Linked DNA regions of Homo sapiens: region 1 is linked to region 2. A link is a loop called in an ENCODE intact Hi-C map of the cell type or tissue named here. Cell type or tissue: A673. All regions are shown on one strand. Links, peaks and the distances in the headings refer to the core of each region. The heading gives the core; the rest is flanking DNA. Region 1 overlaps NAA25 (N-alpha-acetyltransferase 25, NatB auxiliary subunit). Region 2 overlaps NAA25 (N-alpha-acetyltransferase 25, NatB auxiliary subunit).

Region 1 (5,382 bases), core at 170-5,169, 50 kb after region 2:
GGGGGGATGGTTTTTAAACAAGACTAATTATTCTTGTCTCCTCCTTTATAGGAAGAGAGAAAATTTTCAAAGACTGTGCAAGGGAAGGTGCAGAGCAGTTATCTGCACTCACTTCTGGAAATGGGGGAGCTGCTGAAAAAAAGACTTGAGACCACAAAGAAACTAAAAATTTAAGGAAGTATCTATCATGGGCACTGATGACTCTGCAACAGAATATGACACCATCTTCCCAGGCAAAAGCAACATCTGGTTGACCATGATTTTAATCCAGAACTTCCTCATAAAATGCATGAAGGACTTTGATCGTGAATTTTTTTAGGTGTTAAATATATACAACTGATTAAATTATTGTATATAAACCAGAAGCGGGACCCTCATCTGGGTTTGACCACTTTTTATACATGTTCATATGCATATGGCAGCAACAAGAGAACCCTACTTTTCTTCTTCCCATCACCAGAAACATCTTTTCAGGGGAGCGGGGGGTCTATAAAAACAGCAATAGAAATTAAGCATAAAGCATCAACCTCATAGCAACTGAATAGCCCTTCCATTATAAATAACATTGAGAGTTTTTGGTCTGGTCCTTGAGCCACAAGAAGTGGAGGGGAGACCATGCCTGGGAACAGACCCCCTTTTCACAGCAGTAAGTTTGTTTTGAGGCTTTCTCAGCTACTTGGCTCCCACAGAACCCAAGGCAGGTACACAAAGGACCTTAGATGAGATCTGGCATATGCACCCGCAATAGAAGGGCACCACTTGGATGACCACAGGCACTTAGTTTTTGGCTAGTTTTTGTCTGATAGTTAAGACATCCCCATCCTAGCTTCTGTGAGAGTTAAAAATCTCAGGTAAGAAGGCAAGGAAGGCTCTGTTAATTTATAGCTGTTTAGAGGGGAAAGCAGTGCAGACCACTTATTAAGCCCGCTGAGGACTAGCTTTCTGTCTTTCATACATTTGGGAAAGATAGGAATGACTGTTTCAAAGAAGAGAGGTGCACATAATTTATGCAGGCAAGTATGATACTTATTTCATTGGTTTTGTGAGTCATATATATACATATATATATATACACATATATATATGACTTGAAAATTAAGATTTAATACTTTAATGTTTTAAGTGTGGGGGGTTTGGGAAGGAAGGAATGTAATATTATGGATTTAGCCTTAGGCTTTAAGTTTTAGGCTGGCAAAAGAAATGTTATTCAGTGGGTTTGAGGTTTGGACTACTTTCTTCAAACTTAGAGAATTATAACAGGATGGTGTTTACTTTGTTCACCTGGATGTCCCCAAGACTCTAGCTTCTTCTATCAGTGGTTGGTCTGATAGAAGAGGTAAAAATTGCTCTTGAAAATGTCCTACAATTTATGCAGTTTCTTTGATAATATTTTTCTGTTTAAATCCCTGCTTCTGTTTTTGGTCTGTTACCTAAATATAGTTCAAGTTTAATTCTGTAAGAGCAAAGAAATGAATTTGATGAGGAAATTAAGCATCCAATGGAGGATTGGTCTTGAAGACCTTAAAGGTGCTTTCCAACCTGCACTGCTCCAGTGAAATGTGGTACTTTTTTCTTTTAAAAGCAACCAAGAGAGCTGGGAATATCTGTGTACGCAAAGTAATTGCATTTTGTCCCTTCATTTTGACTTTCTTAGATTCATAATTTGATACAGTGCTTAAACTTCCAAGGAAATTTTAAACAATTACTACATTACCTGTTCAAAATAAGGCTTGTTGGAAATCCTAGTCCATCAACTAATTTCAAAAATTTATTTTTGATATGAGTAGCAACAGCTGGTCATATACCCTATCCCAAAAGGAAGAACTGTCTTGAACAAGATGAATGGAAAATTGTGGTTAATTCTGAATTTCATGTAATGACAACATATTCTTTCATAAAACTATGGCCTGTTTAAGATGGAACTTTGTGTGTGTCTGCTGGGGAGGGTGGGGTACATGTGTATGGCGTGTGTTCTTGAAATGATGTCTCTCTGAATATCCAAAAAAGTACTGTACTGTAGAAATGCTCTTTGAAAAAGTCTATCGACTGACCATGATCAATCTAGCATATGTATGTTCAGTGGGCTAGCCTTGGTCCTCAGGGACAGTGTGTGACTCTAGTGGTCTTCCTAACCAGTCTCTTGCCTAAAGATATCTGGGACCTCTACTGGCTTTAATGACAAATAATGTTATGTTGAGGTTATGCTTCCTTTGTTATTTGCTGATTTTCCTACTAAATGTAGCATTTCAATTAGATCCAGCTTTCACATTTTGAGATAATTGTAAAAAGAATGAAATTATGCAGAAATGGCCAATATCTCTTATCAATCTGTTCTTTTGGAAACCCTCATGTACTATAAATTGTGTACAGTTAAAAAAATATATATATATATATATTCTTACATGAGTAAAAAGCACCCTCTCCCAGCAATCGTATGCCATTGGTATTTGAAGAGAATTCCCAAATAACCCATTGCTGCTGCTGCTGTTTTTGATTTGTATGGGTTTTTTTGTTTTGTTTGTTTTTGTGTGGTAAACTGATATTTAAAAAAGGAAAGGAGAAAAATCACGACTACTGTTTACAGACTGAAAAATTATTGCTTTTTATACTACTGAGATCCTAAGTTAAGACTCTCCAAAGCAAACATTTGGTTTAAATCATTTATCTGATGTAGATAAAAGGTAGAGAAACTTGTAGTGTTCTCCACATAATGGAAAATGTACAAATGCCTAGTTGTGTTGCCCATCAATTTTGTATATTTTCATAATTTTAATTGTTGAAAATTGCATTATATTTTGCAATCACTATGTTCAATCTGGATTTGTCTTTCATTTTAACTTTTAATATAAAAAGGGGTTTCAATGTATCTACAGGCTTGTTATTGAAACTTCCTACTTATTTGATGTGATTTATTAATATAGGAAGTATATATTCTTCCTTAAGTAAGTGAAGCATAGCAAATCTACTTTAAACTGGATGGGTTAATTTATATAAACATTTTCATTTTAAGTTGGCATTTCTGCCTGGTTCCTTTTTGTTCAGATTCTTAGAAGCCACAACCTTCTGAATGGTGTAATTCATCTCAGTTGTGAATTTAGGGCTATATCCCAACATATTTTTAATATTTGAGAATTTAGAATTTTTATTTGAAGTCAGCTAGTCCTTTTGACTCAAAAGTTAGTACCTTCTGTACTTGCAGTTATTAATTCAACATATATGTATTGAACACTTAAATTAGCATATAGCAGATTCCACTTTAGGCTCTGGTGAGACCCTGTGTCCTAGTTAGTAAGTGAGTAACATATATCCTAGTTAGTGGCTGTGAGGTGGGGAAGAGGCAATAAAAATATTAGTTTGTAATTACATCCTGCTTAATAATGTAAATCACAGTATGTGAATTGAGTGTGTCTAGAGGGTCACTTCAGAATGGGTCACAGGAGGACCTCCTAAGTGGTGACCTCTGATCTGAATGATGAACTGTCAGGAAAAAAGTAACACACATGCAAATGCCCCAAGGCAGGAAACTGCTGAGCCGGTTCCAGGAAGTGAAAAAATGTTCAAGTGGCTGGGACTTAATGAAAGGGGTAGGATTGAGATAGAAAGTTGAGTAGGGATGAGAGCCATCAGGACTTAGTAGTCCGGGGAAGGAATGAGATTTTATTCTAAATTTAGTGGGAAGTTACCAGAGGATTTCAGGCAGGCTGATGACATGATTTATCCAAGGGTACTCGAACCCACAAGCTGGGATTCGGAACTTATTCAGGTACATTGACAACACAGTGAAAGTAGGAACTTAGCTCTTTTTTACTTTCTGTCCTGTGATATTGTCTTGTATGAGCCCCAAAGAGTCAGTTTTTGCCTGTTTCTTCAGTTATGAATTAACTCCATCCCAAGGTTTTTCTTTTATTTTTTTGAGACGGAGTCTCGCTCTGTCGCCAGGCTGGAGTGCAGTGGCACGATCTTGGTTCACCAGTCTCGGCCTCCTGGGTTCAAGTGATTCTCCTGCCTCAGCCTCCCGAGTAGCTGGGATTACAGGCGTGTGGCACCACACCCAGCTAATTTTTGTATTTTTAGTAGAGACGGGGTTTCACCATGTTGGCCAGGATGGTCTCGAACTCCTGACCTCGTGATCTGCCCACCTCAGCCTCCCAAGGTTTTTCTTTAGCAAAAGATAGGTACTTGGGTATACCTCACTGCCATTCTTAATTTTCTTGAGAGATGGGCTCAGGTTTATGCTTTTTTATGTGCCCTGTTTTTTTAGATGCTGTTCCTGTCTTGGTGCAGACATGTATTTTACAGTATGACTGGAGGGTAAGCTACCATGAACCAAATGCTTATACAAATTATTTGTGGGGTTCCTATGGCAGTTTATGCTTCAGGAGTGCAGAGCTTTTCTGCAACCTCCAGCTTCCATATAGCCCAGTTAATTTAGGCCTCAGATACTATTTTTTTTTTTTTTTTTTTTTTTTTGAGACAGTTTCTCTCTTGTCCCCCAGGCTGGAGTGCAATGGCGCGATCCTGGCTCACTGCAACCTCCGCCTCCCGAGTTCCAGCGATTCTCCTGCCTCAGCCTCCTGAGTAGCTGGGATTACAGGCATCTGCCACCACGGCCGGCTAATTTTTGTATTTTTAGTAGAGACGGGGTTTCACCATGTTGGCCAGGCTGGTCTCAAACTCCTGACCTCAAGTGATCTGCCCGCCTCGGCCTCCCAAAGTGTGGGATCACAGGCATGAGCCACCGCACCGGCCCAGATACTGGACTATTTTACAAATGAGAAAAGTAGTTGTTGCAGGTAAGACTACTGTTTAATATTGAAATTATCGAACTCTCCTGCAAACGATTCAAACTCCCTTAAGCATTGAGGAAATGAGCTAAAATCCAGATCCCCCTCACCATCTCCCTCACCTTCTTAAGTCTTGTTGGCCGTGTTCATATTCCCAGATTAGTTCCCTATGTATAATCTCTGCTAATATATTCCAACTCCAACATTTTTTGTGGTGCCAATTACCAAGAACTATTTGTAAATTACCCTTCGCACCATTTGAGATAACTTGCAAGTTCCTTAAACACAATTCATGTTGGATCCAGTGTCTGCTTTGCTTCAGGTTATCAGGAAATTCCCTTAAAATTGAAATACTTAACAAGGTGCAGCGGCATGCACCTGTACTCCCCAGCTACTCAGGAGGCTGAGGCGGGAGGATCGCTTTAGCCCAGGAATTCAAGTCTAGCCTGCGCAACAAAGCAAGATGCCCATCTCTTAAAAAAATAACTATAAGTATTTGATTGATTCTGGGAATCCAGTCCATAGTCTTCATTAGAATCTGAATAGCAGCACTTGAGCCACAATATTAGTAAATTCTAAGAGGTAAAGGAATCCATTT
Region 2 (5,382 bases), core at 281-5,280:
TTACGCCATTCTCCTGCCTCAGCCTCCTGAGTAGCTGGGACTACAAGCATCTGCTACCATGCCCGGCTAATTTTTTTGTATTTTTAGTAGAGATGGGGTTTCACCATGTTAGCCAGGATGGTCTCGATCTCCTGACCTCGTGATCCGCCCGCCTCGGCCTCCCAATGTGCTGGGATTACAGGCATGAGCCACCGCGCCTGGCCCTTGAGTATTCTTTATGAGTTGGTATATCAGTTTATTTGTGGGTAGCATGGACTGTATTTCCCCTGAATCTCTAATCTATTGCTGGGTTGCTTGATCAAGCATGAGCCTTGAAATGTTTGATATTACAACTTGAGGTTTGCTTTTAAGACAATATTGCTGATTAGTTAATGGCTCATTGAACTGGGTGGCCTTCTTTTATCACTTCTCCTTTCTGAGCCTCAGTTTGCTCTTTTGCAGAAAGGAGACACTTTTCTCCCAGGGACCAAAGTGAGATTCTGTATAGGAGAGGATGGGGAGGAAGGATTTAAAAGTAGTGTTTAAGAACAGATGTTATGGGGTCAGACAGGTCTGCCTTCATACATTAGCTTTACCGCATGTCTGGTAAAGCTGTCTGGGGAATTTCTTAACCTTAGTTTTTTTTTTTTTCTGTTGTCCAAGCTGGAGTGCAGTGGCATGACCTCAGCTTACTGCACCTCCTAGGTTCAAGCGATTCTCATGTCTCAGCCTCCCAAGTAGCTAGGATTATAAGCATGCACCACCACACACACCTAGCTAATTTTTTAAATTATTTTTCAGTAGAGACGGGGGTTTTGCCATGTTGGCCAGGCTGGTCTCAAAATTTCTGGCCTCAAGGGATCCACCTGCCCCAGCCTCCTGGAGTGTTAAGTTTACAGTCATGAGCCACCACGCCTGGCCTAACCTTAGTTTCTTTGTAAAATAAGCATAATATCTACCTTGAAAGGTTGTTTACAAGGGTTAAGTGAGCTGTGAGCAGAATCTGGTGTTATTAACTTTATTAATTTCATGTGTTAATTGTTGTTACCAATTTAAGGTAACTAGCTACTAGTAAACTGTGTAATGAAAGGAATTGGCATTTCTCTTCTAGTATGTGAACATCTCAAAGATACCTGGAAGGCTTTCCTCTTCAAATACCTGATAATACTCATAAATAATAAACAGCATAGGCATGCTCCCTCTTTACATTCTTCTAGAAAAATGTATAAATAACCGACTTAAATGCTAGGTTGTATTGTGGAAGCTCAGTATTTCAAGAACACATAGGATAATGAATCTTTAGCAAAGAAATCTTTTGTAAAACAAACTGCTCCGTAATGTACCTCCTTGGCAGGGAATTCATATTAGGTCTGATATTTGACATGGTGGATTGATAATTATGTGCCCAATTAACAGTAATGTTAATATCAATAGTGCAAGCAGGGGAGAATTAGAATGAAACATTATTTTTCTTCTTTCAGTCTATATCGGCACAGGATGAAAACCTCTCAAAAACAATGTTTCTGCCCCTTGCTGAGAGAATGGTCGAAAAAATGGTGAAAGAGGACAAGATAGAAGCTGAGGCTGAAGTGAGTATTTTAAGCCTTACTTTTGTGTTTTCATTTTTTTGCTAGTGCTACAATATTATGTTATAATACTATGAACTGTTGTTTTGTTCCAGTTTGATAGCTGGGTCCTCACTTTTGGCCTTTGGGTAAATCTGAAGCCCTCAGCGTAGGTCTAATCACTGACCTGTTTCCAGCAAGTACTCTAGGCTGAGATGTGTATAGACGGGAGAGATATAGATGGAGAAGATCCTGTTACCTGCTTCGTACTGTCAGTTTCATCTCATTTGAAGACATGCTCTATTAAATAACTTTTTAAAAACCTATAAATGACTGTCTTTTTATTATTGAAAAGTTTCAGAGGTTGCACTTCTTGTTTTTTTTCTGTAAGGTTGAACTTTATTATATGATCCTGGAACGTTTGGGAAAGTACCAGGAGGCCTTGGATGTCATCAGAGGGAAATTAGGAGGTAATTTTTAAACATTTTCTTAAAGCTTTTTTTTTTTCCTATTTAAACATGAAAAATGTTTATTGTAGAAAATTTCCACATAAGGATATAAAGACATAAACACTTTTGATCATTTTGTTATATTCTTCCAGACTTTTCTGTATGTTGTAAATTTATTTTTAAAAATGTTTTTACTTGAAAATAACAGATTCAGAAACTTCAAGGAGTGTGAAAGGTTATACTCCAGATCTCTAGCCGTCTTCCCCTAGGTTTTCCTCCAGTTACACTTTATATTCTTGTAAAGATTCATCTTCCCCACTTTTTTTTTTAAACACGAATGAAAACATAATATACCTGGCTCATAGAATAATCTTATTCAGTTAGCACAATGTTTTTATTTAAAAAAAATTTTTCTTTAAAAATTTTAAATTAATTAATGCCCCTCTAGTCAGGATTTGTACTCTGTAGATACCGCAAACATTCCTTCTTTATTTGTATGTCTGTCTTATGAAGGCATTTGAGTTTGTGACCTCTGCTGTGCATACTCTTATACCCATACTTTATTTTTATTATTTATTTATTTATTTTAAAGAGATGAGGTCTCACTGTTTTGCCCAGGCTGGACTTGAACTCCTGGGCTCAAGTGATTCTCCCATCTCAGCCTCCCAAGTAGCTAGGACGACGGGCACACACCACCACACTGGGCTCCATTATTTCTTTCTTTCTTTTTTTTTTTGGAGACAGAGTCTCACTCTGTGGCCAGGCTAGAGTGCAGTGGTGCGATCTCGGCTCACTGCAACCTCTGCCTCCTGGGTTCAAGTGATTCTCCTGCCTCAGCCTCGTGAGTAGCTGGGACTACAGGCACACACCACCACGCCCAGCTAATTTTTGTATTTTTAGTAGAGACGGGGTTTCAACATGTTGGCCAGGCTGGTTTCAAACTCCTAACCTCAAGTGATCTGCCTGCCTCTGCCTCCCAAAGTGCTGGGATTACAGGTGTGAGCCACCACGCCTGGCCTCCATTATTTTATTATTATTATTATTATTTTAACTAAATAGTATTTCCTAGAGATAAAGTTCACTACCTCACTCCTTTAATAACTGTCCAGTGTTCCACAGTGTGAATGTAGAAATTTACTTAACCAGTTTTTGATGGATATTTAGGCTACTCACAAGAAACTTCTTGTTTTTTTTTGTTGTTGTTGTTGTTTTTGAGACAGGGCCTTGCTCTGTTAGCCAGGCTAGAATGCAGTGGCATCATCACAGCTCACTGCAGCCTTGATCTCCTGGGTTTAAGTTATCCTCTCACCACAGCCTCCTAAATAGTTAGGACTCCAGGCGTATGCCATCAAACCTGGCTAATTTTTATATTTTTTGTAGAGGTGGGGTCTCAATATGTTGCCCAGGCTGGTCTCGAACTCCTGGTCTCAAGCGATCTGCCTGCTTCAGCCTCCCAAAGTGCTGGGATTACTACAGGTGTGACCTGTCAGGCCTGGCCCTTTTTTTTTTTTAAACTACATTATAGCTCTATGGATAGTAAAAAGTTAGATTCTCAACAGGAAATTCATAATGTAATTTTTGGTATCCTTAATCTGCTAAACAGTTGGGCAAATCTAATTTGGTCAGAACTATCATCCTAGTTTTTTTGTTTTCAGTTGTTTGGAAAGATTTGATTCCTCTCCACTCTTTTTTGTCTTCTTCCAACATCTCATCTTTCTTAGCTCATGTCAGCTCAGTCCTCTTTGATGTTTTGGAACTGTATGGATGGGCAGCTTGTCTATGGACTAAATTTACTAGTCCCTAGATGCTGTTGGGATTTTATAAGTATATCCCATGTACTATTAATAGATGTTCAACCCAATACATTGTGAAACCTATCCTTTTACAAAGAAAATGATTATAAAAATTTACTGTCAGTAATGTACTTTTTTCTTTGAAGTAAAATAATCTTTAATAAGATAGTAGTAGTTTGTATGTAATAGTGGTCCCATTTTCTAAGAGAGTGAATAAGAAAATGTGACATTTAGGCCGGGCCCGGTAGCTCACAGCTGTAATCCCAGCACTCTGGGAGGCTGGGATGGGTGGATCACCTGAGGTCAGGAGTTTAAGACCAGCCTGGCCAACATGGTGAAATCCTGTCTCTACTAAAAATACAAAAATTAGCCAGGCGTGGTGGCAGATGCCTGTAATCCCAGCTACTTGGGAGGCTGAGACAGGAGAATCGCTTGAATCCAGGAGGTGGAGGTTGCAGTGAGCCAAGATCGTGCCATTGCACTCCAGCCTGGGTGACAAGAGTGAAACTCCATCTCAAAAAAAAAGAAAAGAAAATGTGACATTTTCCTTCTTGTGGTTGGACTCTATTCTGGTTATTGAGCAGAAATGAAACCAGCTTACCAACTTTTATAACTTTTGATTTTAGAGAAGTTGACAAGTGAGATTCAGAGTCGGGAAAATAAATGCATGGCTATGTACAAGAAGCTGAGCAGGTGGCCAGAGTGCAATGCCCTTTCCCGGCGCCTCTTACTAAAAAAGTGAGTAAAAGCTTTCTTTTGTACCATTTGACTGTAGTGAGGCTTTAAGACCTCACTATTGATTTTCTTGGTGTCTGTGTTTTGAAGTTTCTGGGCATAAAGTCTTCTTATAGTAGTTGTGTCCTGCATGTTTCTAAAAGTTTTTAAGGAGCCTTCATCTTTCAGTAGAGTATTATAATGGTACTTGTAGGCTGGGCATGGTGGCTCATGCCTATGATCCCAGCACTTTGAGAGGCCAAGGTGGGCAGATCACTTGAGGTCAGGAGTTTGAGACCAGCCTGGCCAACATGGCGAAACCCTGTCTTTACTGAAAATACAAAAATTAGCTAGTTGTGGTGGTGCGTGCCTGTAGTCCCAGCCCCTCGGGAAGCTGAGGCACAAGAATCGCTTGAACCTGGGAGGCAGAGGTTGCAGTGAGCTGAGATCATGCCACTGCACTCCAGCCTGGGTGACAACAATGAGACTCCATCTCAAAAAAAAAAAAAAGATACTTGTGCCACCATGGTGCTGAATTCTAGTTAGGGCTTAAGAATGAACACTGAAAATCATTAATTTCTCAAATTCAGTATTCCCCTAAAAGAGAGAGGCTTCATTCTTTGCTACAACACTTCTCTCCCCTTCCCTCTATTTTGGAAGTGCTTATGTGGGGACTTTTCTGTTATGAATATTAGTTTTCTAGACCTGGTCATTTTATTGAAGGAAAGAGTAGTTTACTACTCTTTACAAATACAAAGTAGTATTACTTTGAAAATGCCCTTTTAGATTTGCAAAGGAAACATGGAGTGGGTGGGGGTAAGCCAACCTACTACATACTAAAATATAACTTACAAAATAAATTGAATATCATGGTTCCTAAGG

Evidence for each region. Peaks named below come from ENCODE experiments on the same cell type or tissue, not always from the same donor. Only the 100,000 strongest peaks of a DNase experiment are listed, where the experiment ranks them.
Region 1: a loop joins it to region 2, with 2.1 times the contacts of the local background. A loop is called at or near these places in 8 of 110 quality-filtered maps.

Annotation. Positions count from the first base shown.
Region 1 is chr12:112,024,323-112,029,704 of GRCh38, reverse strand. It overlaps NAA25 (N-alpha-acetyltransferase 25, NatB auxiliary subunit), which reads left to right. Exons shown (of 24, transcript NM_024953.4): 24 at 52-3,016. The coding sequence ends at 174. Among named protein-coding and RNA genes, the nearest start is that of MIR3657, 11 kb to the left of the region's middle. In A673, for the core only: no CTCF peak of the experiment used is centred there; no DNase peak of the experiment used is centred there; H3K27ac peaks cover 1,238 bases.
Region 2 is chr12:112,074,820-112,080,201 of GRCh38, reverse strand. NAA25 (N-alpha-acetyltransferase 25, NatB auxiliary subunit) reads left to right here. Exons shown (of 24, transcript NM_024953.4): 6 at 1,461-1,568; 7 at 1,936-2,014; 8 at 4,413-4,524. Among named protein-coding and RNA genes, the nearest start is that of NAA25, 31 kb to the left of the region's middle. In A673, for the core only: no CTCF peak of the experiment used is centred there; no DNase peak of the experiment used is centred there.